Regions from separate parts of the Mus musculus genome. Here region 1 is linked to region 2. Evidence: chromatin contacts called from ENCODE Hi-C or POLR2A ChIA-PET data. All regions are on one chromosome and are shown on one strand. The core of a region is the stretch at or near the end of the contact, and the rest is flanking DNA. Distances in the headings are between cores, read along the strand shown.

Evidence for each region. A loop is a pair of places that touch in the nucleus more often than their neighbours do. ChIA-PET counts read pairs that join two places held with the same protein, here RNA polymerase II (POLR2A).
Region 1: a loop to region 2 is called in a map of T-helper 2 cell, with 2.0 times the contacts of the local background. The contact joins the promoter of Lsm10 here to the promoter of Oscp1 in region 2. A Hi-C loop is called at or near these places in 1 of 37 maps with a recorded cell type or tissue (T-helper 2 cell). POLR2A ChIA-PET finds 5 or more read pairs at or near these places in 2 of 5 experiments (both embryonic stem cell).

What each region holds. Positions count from the first base shown.
Region 1 is chr4:126,092,079-126,098,407 of GRCm38, reverse strand. It overlaps Lsm10 (U7 snRNP-specific Sm-like protein LSM10), which reads right to left and starts at 1,755. Exons shown (of 2, transcript NM_138721.2): 1 at 1,599-1,755; 2 at 1-579. The coding sequence starts at 555. The coding sequence ends at 187. Oscp1 (organic solute carrier partner 1) reads right to left here. Exons shown (of 10, transcript NM_172701.3): 10 at 6,213-6,329.
Region 2 is chr4:126,056,395-126,062,628 of GRCm38, reverse strand. Oscp1 (organic solute carrier partner 1) reads right to left here and starts at 4,064. Exons shown (of 10, transcript NM_172701.3): 1 at 3,837-4,064. The coding sequence starts at 3,948.

The DNA of each region.
Region 1 (6,329 bases), core at 506-3,005, 38 kb before region 2:
GGGATTGTCACCTACCCCAAGGCCACCAGCAGAAGGAATTCTGGGTCCCAGGGTGTGTCTGAAAACTGGAACCCTACGAAAGGCCGCTGTGACATGTCTGTTACTGGTGGGGAAGGATGGCCGGGAGTTGGCTCAGAACACCGGAGGTCCCTGAGGTGGTGCTGGAACTTTAACGAGGACACAGTCTCATGGCCTTTTGGAGGGGAACTCTCGACGACCTTGACCCTTGCCACCAAAGTTGCGCACACGGTGGATGATCTGCAGCTGCTGCTCAATAGTAGCAGTGATGTCCACACCATCTGGGATATGGACGTATCGGACGTTACGACCGGTCACAAAAAGGTCATCCAACTCAACCTGATGTCCCCAGCGGTCGGTATAGGTGACATTGGCCAGGCGGATATTCATGAAAGCATCCACGTTGTCAATGCGTCCTCGGGCCACACTCTCATCCCGAAGGTCCACAGTGGTTATTTGGCCTTGGAGGCCCTGCAACAGGATGATCAGGCTGTTCTCAGAAATAGTTCGCTCCTTCACCGAGTGGCTCAGTGCCATTGTTCCACATTGGCTGGCTGCTCACTGTGGGCAGGAGCACACAGATAGAGTCACTCACCTTTACCAAGCCCTGAAACTCCACACTAGTGGTCCAGATGCCTCCCTGCACTGGATACACCCGGGGAAACCTTTGCCTGGCTTTCACGTCCCACACATCCCAGAGATCTAGATTCATTTGCCTGGAGAGGACAGGCCCAGATTGTTTTGTTGTTGTTGTTTTTAAAGACAGGGTCTTCCTATATCTTCCTGAGTAGCCTGGAACTTAAAATGTAAACAAGTGTGGCCTGGAACTCACAGAGATCCACCTGTCTCTTCCTCACAAGTGCTGGGGATTCAGGATGTGTGTTACCACATCCTGCAAGGTATCCTATTTTTACATTATTTTGAGACAGGGTTTCTCTATGTAGCCCTGGCTGTCCTGAACTCTCTATGTAGACCAGGCTGGCCTTAAACTCATCGAGATCCTCCTGCCTCTGCCTCTCCAGTGTTGGGATTAAAGGTGTGTGCCACTATGCTCAGTTTATACTTTTTTTTTAAACAAAAAGCCCCCCAGAATTTTAATGTGCCAGTCAGTTTGAGAACGACTACTGCAAATTGTAGTTTATGTATGTCCTTCTGCCAGGCGCTTGTTACTATGTAATCTAGCCAAGCATGATGGCGCACACTTATAATACCATCACTTTAAAGTCTGAAGCAGTAGGAGCACCTCAAATGCCAAACCGGCCTAAACTACATCGTGAGCTCCAAGTCAACCTGGATAGTGGAATGTTTCAAGACAAAACAAGCCAAACCTAGCCAAGATGCATGCATTTAAACCCAGCACTCAGGAGGCCGAGGCAGGTGGATCTCCGAGTTACAGACCAGTCTGGCATACAGAACTACACTCTGTCTTAAAACAAAATCCAAAAGGATAGTCTTTGAGACCTTCAGGCAGGCCCAGACTCTGCTGCTTCCAGGACCGGAGGCCTGGGATTTGCCACTAGCGGTCAAGCTCATTAGTCCCACCCGGGAAAGCCGGGTGCCGAGTGCGCCCCTCTCCTCACCGCGCGTAAGGGGTTTGGGAAGAAAAGTCCGCAGCCAGTGCGCCAGGGGAAGAGGACGGGTCCCAGCGCGCCCTAGTCCCCACTCTCGACTGCCCTACCCACCGCGTGATGCCTTCCGCCTTCCGCGCGCTACGCCTCCAAAACCCGCCCGTGTCTAGGGGCACCACCCACCGAGGCTCAGAGAAGCCATGGCAACCGCGGAAGACCCAGAGCATCAGAGCATGCGCCTCGCAGGATGCGGACTACAAGTCCCAGGAGGCCGCGCGCCACACGCCCAATTCTCTTCTCTGTCTAGTTTCCCACCTTTGTAGGCTCCGGCTTGGAGCTGTGTCTCCCTAATGTCCTGCTGAGCTCATGGCGTTAAGTGGGAGAGAGCTTCTGTTAAATAAATAAATAAATAAATAAAGAAAGAAAGAAAGAAAGAAAGAAAGAAAGAAAGAAAGAAAGAAAGAAAGAAAGAAAGAAAGAAAGAAAGAAAGAAAAACACAACGTCCTTCATCTGATTAAAATTACGGAAATGTGGCCCAAACGTGGTGGCAAACTCCTTAATTCCTTCATCTGATTAAAATTACGGAAATGAGGGGCTGGTTAGATGGCTCAGTGGGTAAGAGCACCCGACTGCTCTTCGGAAGGTCCAGAGTTCAAATCCCAGCAACCACATGGTGGCTCACAACCATCTGTAACGAGATCTGACGCCCTCTTCTGGTGTGTCTGAAGACAGCTACAGTGTACTTACATGTAATAAATAAATAAATCTTTAAAAAAAAAAAAAAATTACGGAAATGTGGCCCAAACGTGGTGGCAAACTCCTTAATTCCAGCAACTCCAGAGACAGAGGCAGGTGGATCTCAGTTGGAGGACAGCCTGGTCTATGGAGAGAGTTCAAGGACAGCAAGGCCTACATAGCTACCTTGTCTCAAAGAGGAAAACACAGGGCTATGGAGAGAAGATTTAACTGCTAAACTTTAGCAATTAAGTCCGCATACTATTGCAGAAGACCTACATTTGGTTCCCAGCTCACAACTGCTTGTAACTAATTAACAATTAAAAATAAAATTGAGCAGGGCATGGTGGCCCACGCCTTTAATCCCAGCACTCGGGAGGCAGAGGCAGGCGGATTTCTGAGTTTGAGGCCAGCCTGTTCTACACAGTGAGTTCCAGGACAGCCAGGGCTACACAGAGAAACTCTGCCTCAAAAAAACAAAAATAAATAAATAAATAAATAAATAAATAAAATCGAGCCGGGCAGTGGTGGCACATGCCTTTAACCCCAGCACGTGGGAGGCAGTGACAGGCAGATTTCTGAGTTCAAGGCCAGCCTGGTCTACAGAGTGAGTTCCAGGACAGTCAGGACTACACAGAGAAACCCTGTCTCGAAAAACCAAAACCAAAAGAAACAAACAAACAAACAAAAAAAATCAAGCAGTGCATGGTGGCCCACGCCTTTAATCCCAGCACTTGGGAGGCAGAGGCAGGTGGATTTCTGAGTTCGAGGCCAGCCTGGTCTACAAAGTGAGTTCCAGGACAGCCAGGGCTATACAGAGAAACCCTGTCTCAGAAATCCACCTGCCTCTGCCTCCCGAGTGCTGGGATTAAAGGCGTGCCATGCCCGGCGTAACACTTTTTAAAATGCTTATGTTTGATTTTTGTTTTGTAGTTGGGTCTCCTGTAGCCCATTCTGTTTTGAATTCACTATGCCCTGAAGGACCTTGAGCCTGATCCTCTGCCTTCTGCCTTCCAAATACTGAGACGCTGTGCATAGGTCATACTTCTATCTGGTCAGATTGTTACTAAAGCCTGCTTTGCTCACTGTTCGTTAAGCCAACCACCAAAATAATGAGTTTTTTGTTTGTTTGTTTGGTTGGTTGGTTTTTGGTTTTTCAAGACAAGGTTTCTCTGTGTAGCCTTGGCTGTCCTGGAACTCACTCTGTAGACCAGGCTGGCCTCAAACTCAGAAATCCACCTGCCTCTGCCTCCCAAGTGATGGGATTAAAGGCATGTACCACTACTGCCCAACTTAATGAGTTTTGAGAGGAGGATAAAGCTTATTCATGGGGTTCCCAAATATAAGACAGATCCCCTCCCCCACTATCAAACCTGCCTTCTCCACACAGGATGGCTTGCCCTGTAGGGAAGGCAACTGGGGAAAAAAAGAAGTGAGATGATTTGTGATATGTACAGGGTAATCAAACTTCACAGATCATCACAGGACATTTGCTTAGAACATTCCAGAGTTTTCTTGTTTTAAGTTTGGTCCTAATCCAAAGGTCACCCACTAGACACTTGCACAGGCCCAGGGGAAGGACTAGTGATTTCAACCAGTTTGGATTCCAAGTTTTAGTTTAAAAACAAAACAAAACAAAACAACAACTAACCACAGACAACTATTTCCATCAGAATCTAGGTCAGTGTTGTCCACCCCAAACTTCCTGGGAGTAGACCGCTAAGCTGAGTCACCTTTGGTGACAGAACCTCACCAGGTTTCCCTGGCCATAGTGCCTGCCTGCCTGTAGCCTGCTCTGCCACTTTGTCCCATGCCTGGCACACATCTCACACTGCCCTTTCTCTATGTATCTCTGTGGCATATCTTCATGTCCAATTGGTACTCAGAGGTCACCAGGAGACACATTCACCTAGACCTTACCAAAAGTAGATTTTCTCATTTTTGTGCTTGCTGCCCTGATTTTTTACTCCTTAAGTTGGGTACCTTCAGTAATCACGAAGTTCTTTTCTCCTTCCCATTTGTACCTCCTTCCCCCTCTTATCTCCCTTTTATATTAATTCCTTTAAGTGTGTGTGTGTGTGTGTGTGTGTGTGTGTGTACCTGAGTAAGTGTAGTGCACCATGCTTGTAGAGTACCTGAGGAGGCCAGAGGTGTCAGGTCCCCTGAAACTGGAGTTACAGATGGTTATAAGCCACTATGTGGATGCTGGGAACCAAACCTCTGTCGTCTGGGAGAGCATCCATCCAGTGCTGAACTGTCTTGCCCCAACCCTTGCTACCCTGCTCCCTGCCATTTCTCTTTTGAGACAGGGTCTCATGTAACCCAGGCAGTCTCTAAGTTCTAGATCCTTTTGTTTCTGACCCCAAGTACTGGGATTATAGGTCTGCGTCCCTGTCCCTATACCTTGCCTGTTGGCTCTTTTGTTTTTAGTGCTGTTGTGTCATTCTGCAAACCACAGTTGCATGAAGAACAGGTGAAAAAATAGTTGTCTGAGTTCTAGGCCATTCAAGGGTAATAAAATAAGACCCTGCTTCCAGTACCCCCATTTTTAAAAACTTGTGTGCTGGGGGGAAGGGGAGGGGGCTGCACATTTAAGTGCAGGTGCCCTTGGAGGCCAGAAGAGGGCGTTGGATCCCTTAGAGCTGGAGTTAGAGGTGATTGTGAGCTGCCCGACATGGGTACTGGGAACTGGTCTCTTGCAAGAGTAGGATGTTCTCTTACCAGTTGAGCCATCTCTCTAGAACCTAGTCTTGAATTTCTGACCCTCCTGATTTCACCTTTTCGGGACAGGGTTTCTCTGCATGGCCCTGGCTGTCCTGGAACTCCCTCTGTAGACCAGGCTGGCCTCGAACTCAGAAATCCACCTGCCTCTGCCTCCCAAGTGCTGGGATTAAGGGCATGCGCCATCACTGCCCGGTTCTTACTCCAGCAGTCTTTGAGCAACTATTGAAGTGCTTTTTTGTTTGTTTGCTGTTTCCTTATTTACCTCTAGTGCCTCTAACTCTAAAAATAAGAGATGAGCAGTTTTATTTACTTTTTATTTAATGTACATAGGTGTTTTGCCTACATGTTTGTTTGTCTGTGTGCCTGGTGCCTGTGAAGGCCAGAAGCAAGCCCTGAATGACTCTGGAGTTACAGATGTTACAAACAGTTGTAAAGCAACATGTAGGTTCTGGGAATCGGACCTGGATACTCTGGAAGCAGCCGTATTCTAAACTACCGAGTCCTCTCTTCAACCTGTGTAGTTTAATTCAGAGGAGGCCATGGTCATAAAAGACCTGGAAGGACAGGAGAAGCAGGATACAGGGCTGTGGGGAGGACACCCTAGTTCCCCGTGTCTTGCCTGGGGCAATGCCTGGAACCCAGAGATTTAGCACATTCACTTGGGCCAGCTGAGTTGGAACCAGTGAACTAGGTCTCCCTGTTTCTTACAATCAAGGGTACCGGTGCTTGATGTGGGTAGCTGGCCGGAGATAATATGGTGAATTTGGGGCAGAGATGGGACCAGAGCACAGCATCCCAGTTCCAACCATGCTGGGCATTGTATGAGACCCTTGTGTCTTTATTTATTTATATGCACGTGTAGAAGGCAGAGGATAACTTTGTGGAGTGGGTTATCTCCTTCCACTTTTACATACATTCTATAGATTCAATTTAGGTCCTGTATGTGTGTATGTGTGTGTCACCTTTACCTGCTAAACTATATTACAAACCCTTTGGTTTGATTCTAAATGGAAACTCAGATATTACTTAGTCAAAATTTTAGGTAGAGTTTTTTTGTTTGTTTGTTTGTTTTCTTTCCACAGGGTTGAGAGCAGAGCCTGGGGATTCACGCACTTTGACAGATCACCGACTCACGCACTTTGACAGATCACCGACTCACACACTGGTTGCTATTTTCTTTTTTATTATTCCCTTTCTGACTCCCATGCAAATAAACTTGTTTTTCTCAATATTTGTGCAGGCCTAGAAGCATGAAACTCAGAGATTGCTTCATCAGCACAGAT
Region 2 (6,234 bases), core at 2,815-5,314:
CAACACTAAACTCTGGCTGCATTGTGGGAGAAACGGCAATGTCTGAGCTGGACTTTTGGGAACAGGGATGGCCTCTGGGAGACCAATTAGTTGTCTAAGATAATGAAAACGGCTCCAAGAAATACGGTTTCCTCCAGAGCATCCACGAGGACTAATTTACCATGTCTGGGCTTTTACAGGCCTGTGTACAGACATCTGACCTAATGGTATTGGCTCCAGCTCCTGCAGCCAGACCAAATACCAGAATAGACAAGCGCTTAACTTTTAAATTTTATGCTGTCTTGCTTTCTTTCTCTTCTACAAGGCTCCACTGGCCAACTATTTAATTTCTTTTTTTTTTTTTAAGATTTATTTATTTATTATATATGAGTACCTTAGCTGTCTTTAGACACACCAGAAGAGGGCATCAGATCTCATTACAGATGGTTGTGAGCCACCATGTGGTTGCTGGGATTTGAACTCAGGACCTCTGGAAGAGCAGTCAGTGCTCTTAACCACTGAGCCATCTCTCCAGCCCATTTCATTTCTTTTAGAAGCTAGGTGGATATACACACATGCATGTACATGTGCGTGTGCGTGTGCGTGTGTGTGTGCGCGCGCGCGTGTATTTGAAAGCTTCCCCTTTCCTAACAACCCCCACAAGATTCCCATACAGCCCCTGCAGATGAGGCAGCCCTGTGCAGCAGCACTTAACGGACATGCCGATTAGGAATGGGAGCTCTGGGGTCTCAAGGCCAGGAGTGTCAAGTCACTTGCTCCTCCAACCAGCTCTGCAAAGCTGAGCAAAGCGACTTTGGTTTTTCTTGTAAAACTGGATGGTGGTGTTATCTATATGGAAGAAAAGCCCTAGGCATCATGGTTGGTTTTTTTTTTCCCTTTTCTTTTTGTTTTTGTTCGTTTTGTTTTTTTCAAGACAGGGTTTCTCTGTGTAGCCCTGGCTGTCCTGGAACTCACTCTGTAGACCAGGCTGGCCTCGAACTCACAGAGATCCACCTGCCTCTGCCTCTTGAGTGTTGGGATTAAAGGCTTGCGTCACCACTGCCCAGCCATTAAGGCATTTAAATGAAGTATTGATACAATTGAAAAACTGTTTCCATAGAGTGGTGGCTCGTGCCTACAACCTCAGCACTTGGGAGGCTGAGGCGAGAGGACTGTTGGAACAGCTACAGTGTGAGCCTTGTTTCAATAAAGCAAAAACAAGTATTGTATTGTTGTCATTATGGTGATGGGTCTTGAGTTTTAGAATCAGTTATGGATCGCACTCATCAGTAACCCACTTCCAGGGACAGACAGGCTCAACCTGGTTCTCCCCAGAATCTCACATGGTGTGACATCGGCCATACACTGCGGAATGAGTGAGTGGATGAAAATGAATCACTAAAGATGGCTGAGACTCCATAAATAAACCAGAAAAGACCATCACTCTTAACACAACTGGGGTACCAACGCTGAGGGGATGGGAACAGGGGGATCAGAGTTCAAGGCCAGCCTTTGCTACAATAGTGGGTTTTATGTAAGAAAAGATAGCATGTATATGTTGTATTATTATTTTTTTTTTGAGACAGGGCTTCTCTGTATAGCGCTGGCTGTCCTGGAACTCACTCTGTAGACCAGGCTGGCCTCGAACTCAGAAATCCGTCTGCTTCTGCCTCCCGAGTGCTGGGATTAAAGGCGTGCGCCACCACGCCTGGCTCAGACCTCCTCTTGAAAGGCAACACCAACTACTAATTGTGTGAACATGAAATGCACATTATAGCTTCGCTCTCAGGTGTGTATTATTATCATCATTTTATAGAGAAACAAGCTTACAGAGGTCATCACACTTGAAGATCCCGCAGCTAGCTACATGTGGGATCTAGACTTGTATGCCTTCAAAGGCCACGTTAATAATGTAAATTGCTAATTTACACTGTCCTCCAAGATGCGGACTATCTAGAGAAATCGAGCCTGCCCCTCCACTAGGGCTATTAGCCTGAGTGAAATCGCATCACACAGGCAGCAAGAAACAAGCCTCCCGAGGAAGGAACACAATGGCGTATAACAACACCGGCAGGTTGCTCCTCAACCCTGTAGTGAGCACTGATTTATTCTCATCTGCGAGTCGAGTGCTAGATGCTGAAGTACAAACATGTGTAAGACAAACAAGTGGGGAGACACAGGCAAACAGTTGAGCATCGATCTGCCAGCCATGTGGTAAGGTAAGAGAAGCACGGGAGGACACAGTGAGAACAGAAGCAGGTCCTTCTGAGGAAGGAGGGAGGCTCCTGAGGGACGAGACTCTTCAGGAGGTCGGGGAAAGGACGGAGTCATGAAGGACACAGGTTAAAGATCTACACACACTTTGGTGTGATTGGGACTCAAAGTGTCTGTACTGGCTAGTTTTGTGTCAACTTGACACAGCTGGAGTTATCACAGAGAAAGGAGCTTCAGTTGAGGAAATGCCTCCATGAGATCCAACTCTAAGGCATTTTCTCAATTAGTGATCAAGGGGAAAGGCCCCTTGTGGGTGGGACCATCTCTGGGCTGGTAGTCTTGAGTTCTATAAGAGAGCAGGCTGAGCAAGCCAGGGAAGGCAAGCCAGTAAAGAACATCCCTCCATGACCTCTGCATCAGCTCCTGCTTCCTGACCTGCTTGAGTTCCAGTCCTGACTTCCTTTGGTGATGAACAGCAGCATGGAAGTGTAAGCCGAATAAACCCTTTCCTCCCCAACTTGCTTCTTGGTCATGATGTTTGTGCAGGAATAGAAACCCTGACTAAGACAGTGTCCTAATCGGAGGGCCCCAACGTGTTCTGCCTAGGACTTGGTCTCCATTTAGACAGGAGTGGAAGGTTGTCGGCAATTTTGAGGAGAGACATACTAGACATATTTGCATTTTATAAAGCCCCACTAGACATATTTGCATTTTGTAAAGCCCCTGGTAGCAAGGCTGGGAATGAATGGAAGGGAGTGGTCCAGAGGGTTCTCTTGTCTGTTTACGTATGCACTTACACAAAATCAGACACACCATCTGAATGTGCCTGTTTAACATCAATGGAGGGGACATAAGCTGTTGGGAGGAAATCGAGCTTTCATTAGTGTTCAGTTGTCCTTTAGATAAATGTTTACTCCTCTGCCTACAAATACAATAGCCCAGCAAATTTGGTGAACAAAGTTGTTTGCTGAGAAGTAAGATAGACTGGCAGCGTGTTTTGGGTGGTCGTTTCTCTCTGCACTACACATGGCATAATTTTGCATTTTATAAGCCTTCCAAAAGTATTTTCACAATTGCAACCCCTTCCAACACTTGCAAAATCAAGAAGCATGTTTTCGTTCTTATCTATATTATTTTGGGGCCCTACATTTCTAGAAATGGCTTCTGAAATGAGCATGACCAGGCTTCTGCTTACGTAGGAGGACAGAGACGCGGGCGTCCCCATCTGTTTTGTGGGGGTTAACGGATGGTTATACCTGCCAAAAGTATCTTGTCAACTGTAACTACTTTTGGAAATAGACAGATTTCCAGAGACTGGGAAATCGAGGGCTCAGGCACTGTAAGTATGTCCAATGTATTAGGCTTCTCTGTGGGGAAATGCTCTTTTGGAGAATTAATTTGACTCCGGAGGGCTTCCAACTGCATGGGCTCTGCGTCTTTTGAGAAAGATACCCGGCTGTCAAAGAGAAGTGCGCAGAGGCATCGGTTTGGCTATTGGGATGAGGGGAAGGGGGTCAGGTGCCGGTCGGCCTGGGTATCAGGACGGAGGTTGGAGGGGGGCTGGTGCTAGGCTGCGGTTCTGTATAGGGACATTTAGTGCGGTGAGGAAGGGAACAGATCAAGGCTGCGGGGGCGTTACTTACCTTTGCGGGCCTTGTCTCCGGGGATGTTCTGGGCCCTCAGTCGCTGGTCTAGGACGTAAAGCATCTCCCCGCCCAAGTTCAAAAAGAGCAGCGGCAGAGTCCGAACCGACATAGTGCCGGAAACCCGCAGGGTAGATGAAGGAAGAACCCCAGGGTTTGTGATTTAGCAGCCTGGAGGCCCCTACGCGTCCATAGCCCGGTTGCTGGGGCAACGCCGGGAACAGAAAGGCGAACCAATCACATGGTGGATTGATAGGAGGTGGCCGAAGACCGGCGCTTATTGGGTTAAGTGACAAAGATCGCTTCAGGGGATTGGTTCAAACGGAGGCGCGCACCTTTGGCCTCCCGGGAGCGCTGGTTTTGAGTTTTCCAGTTTAGCTTTGGTGTCGCCGGGAGCGTTCCAGCCAGCCGCGCGTATCTGCCGTGGCCCAGCCATCGCACCGGAAACTAGGAAAATCAACCCCAGCGTCTTCGGAGTCGTTCGCCTAGAGTCGTCTAGCGTCCCGGTCCGCCATGGCCTGCTGTGCTGCGGGCAGATTTGTGAACTATCTCCCAGGGACGTGCAGAGGAACCAGTGAGGTCATGGCAAGCGCCACGAAGGCATTCTGAGTTATTATAATCCCTCATCTCGATTAGTTATATCATTTGTCTCCTTTCTAACCCCTCCTGGAAGCGATGTTACGCCGGATTTACTACTCAGTGAGGCAACCCAGCCCGGCCCTCCTAGCAACTTAAGTAGCACCCTCGCGTTTCTTCACCTACGGCTGGACCTTTTCAGACGATTCGTCATCAGTGTTTCTGCTAAGCACTTCTCTCTCCAGCCACAGCAATCTTGAGACTTGAGCTTTGGAACCTACATCCACCTCCTTTAATAATCAGCCACTTCCTCCTTTTCCTTGTAGAATCCTCGCATTCCTTAATTCCCCTTTCTGCATTCCTACGTTCCTCTGTGTCACTGCTCTGATGCTGTTGGACTAAATTTCAAAAGGCGCCGCTTACAAAACACAGCTCATTCCTTCAATGTCTTCCTTCCTGCTTGTGGCATCCTCCACGTCACACCTTCTAGTCGTTTTTCTTTCCTCCCAAGAGCCAAACTTTTTAAAATTGTCTAGTACAACTTGAACCTTTTTGTTTTGTTTTGAAACAGGGTTTCTCTGTGTTGTCCTGGCTGTCCTGGAACTTGCTCTGTAGACCAGGCTGGCTTCAAACTCGGAGATCCACCTGCTTCAGGCTCTGGGAGTGCTGTGACCCGGCACATGAGCTTAACACCTCAGCCCCACCTGTAATAAACATCTTTATCTTCTGGTGGGCCTTATGCATTTTGTTATCTGCCCAGCTTCCAACACTATCTCAAGTTTTGGCAGAACACGGTCCCTTTCAGAGTTTGCCTCTGTGTACTGTCAGACTGGATAGGGTCAAGACAGAGCAGCAAGGTGTGGCTGCACTTGCCTTTGATCCCAGCACTTTGTAAGCAGAGTCCAGCCTGGTCTACATAGCAAGTTCTAGGACAGTCAGGACTGGGTCCCTGTCTTTAAAACCAACAAAAATCAGGCTGGAGAGATGGCTCAGCGGTTAAGATCACTGACTGCTCTTCCGAAGGTCCTGAGTTCAATTCCCAGCAACCACATGGTAGCTCACACCCATCCGTAACGAGATCTGGCGCCCTCTTCTGGAGTGTCTGAAGACAGCTACAGTGTACTTACATATAATAAATGAATAAATCTTTAAAAACAAAAATCCAAAACCAGAGAGAGCTAGGTTTGAACACTAGTCAGCTTTCAAAATTGGACAAGTTGTCTATGTTTCGTAAGCCTGTTTTCAATAGAAAATAGGACAGTGGCCGCAAAAACCTTTAATCTCAGCACTTGGAAGGCAGAGGCAGGTGGATTTTTAAACTCAAGGCCAGTCTGGTCTACAGAGTTCCAGGACAGTCTGGAACCCCCTTACCTTCCCCTCCTCCCCTACAAAAAAATAGAAAGGCAGCCGGCTTGAGGAATAAAGGATTTAAGTATCAGGCAATATTGAAGTGCCCATGGCTGCATTTAAGAGTGCCTTCCCTGCAGGCCTGATCCACTGCTGTGGCGTTCTCTCCCAAGGCTGGTGCCTGGTCCTGTAGCACAGGACCTCTACACAGGTCTCCATCTCATTAAGGCCTCCCTCAGTGTTCCTGGAGGTGATAACCAAACAGTCCAGCTTCACTTCTGATTCTATCCACTCACCTCCTCCTCCATCTCAGAGATGATCTCAATTTTCCCATCCTCACATGGCCCATTTTTTTTTTTTTTTTTTATTACATATCTTCTCTTGGCGATTAAACTTTTGGAGAAAGGGTTTCATGTAGTCTAGACTGGCCTCAAAGTAGCCATGCAACTCAAGATAGCCTTGAAATGATAATGTC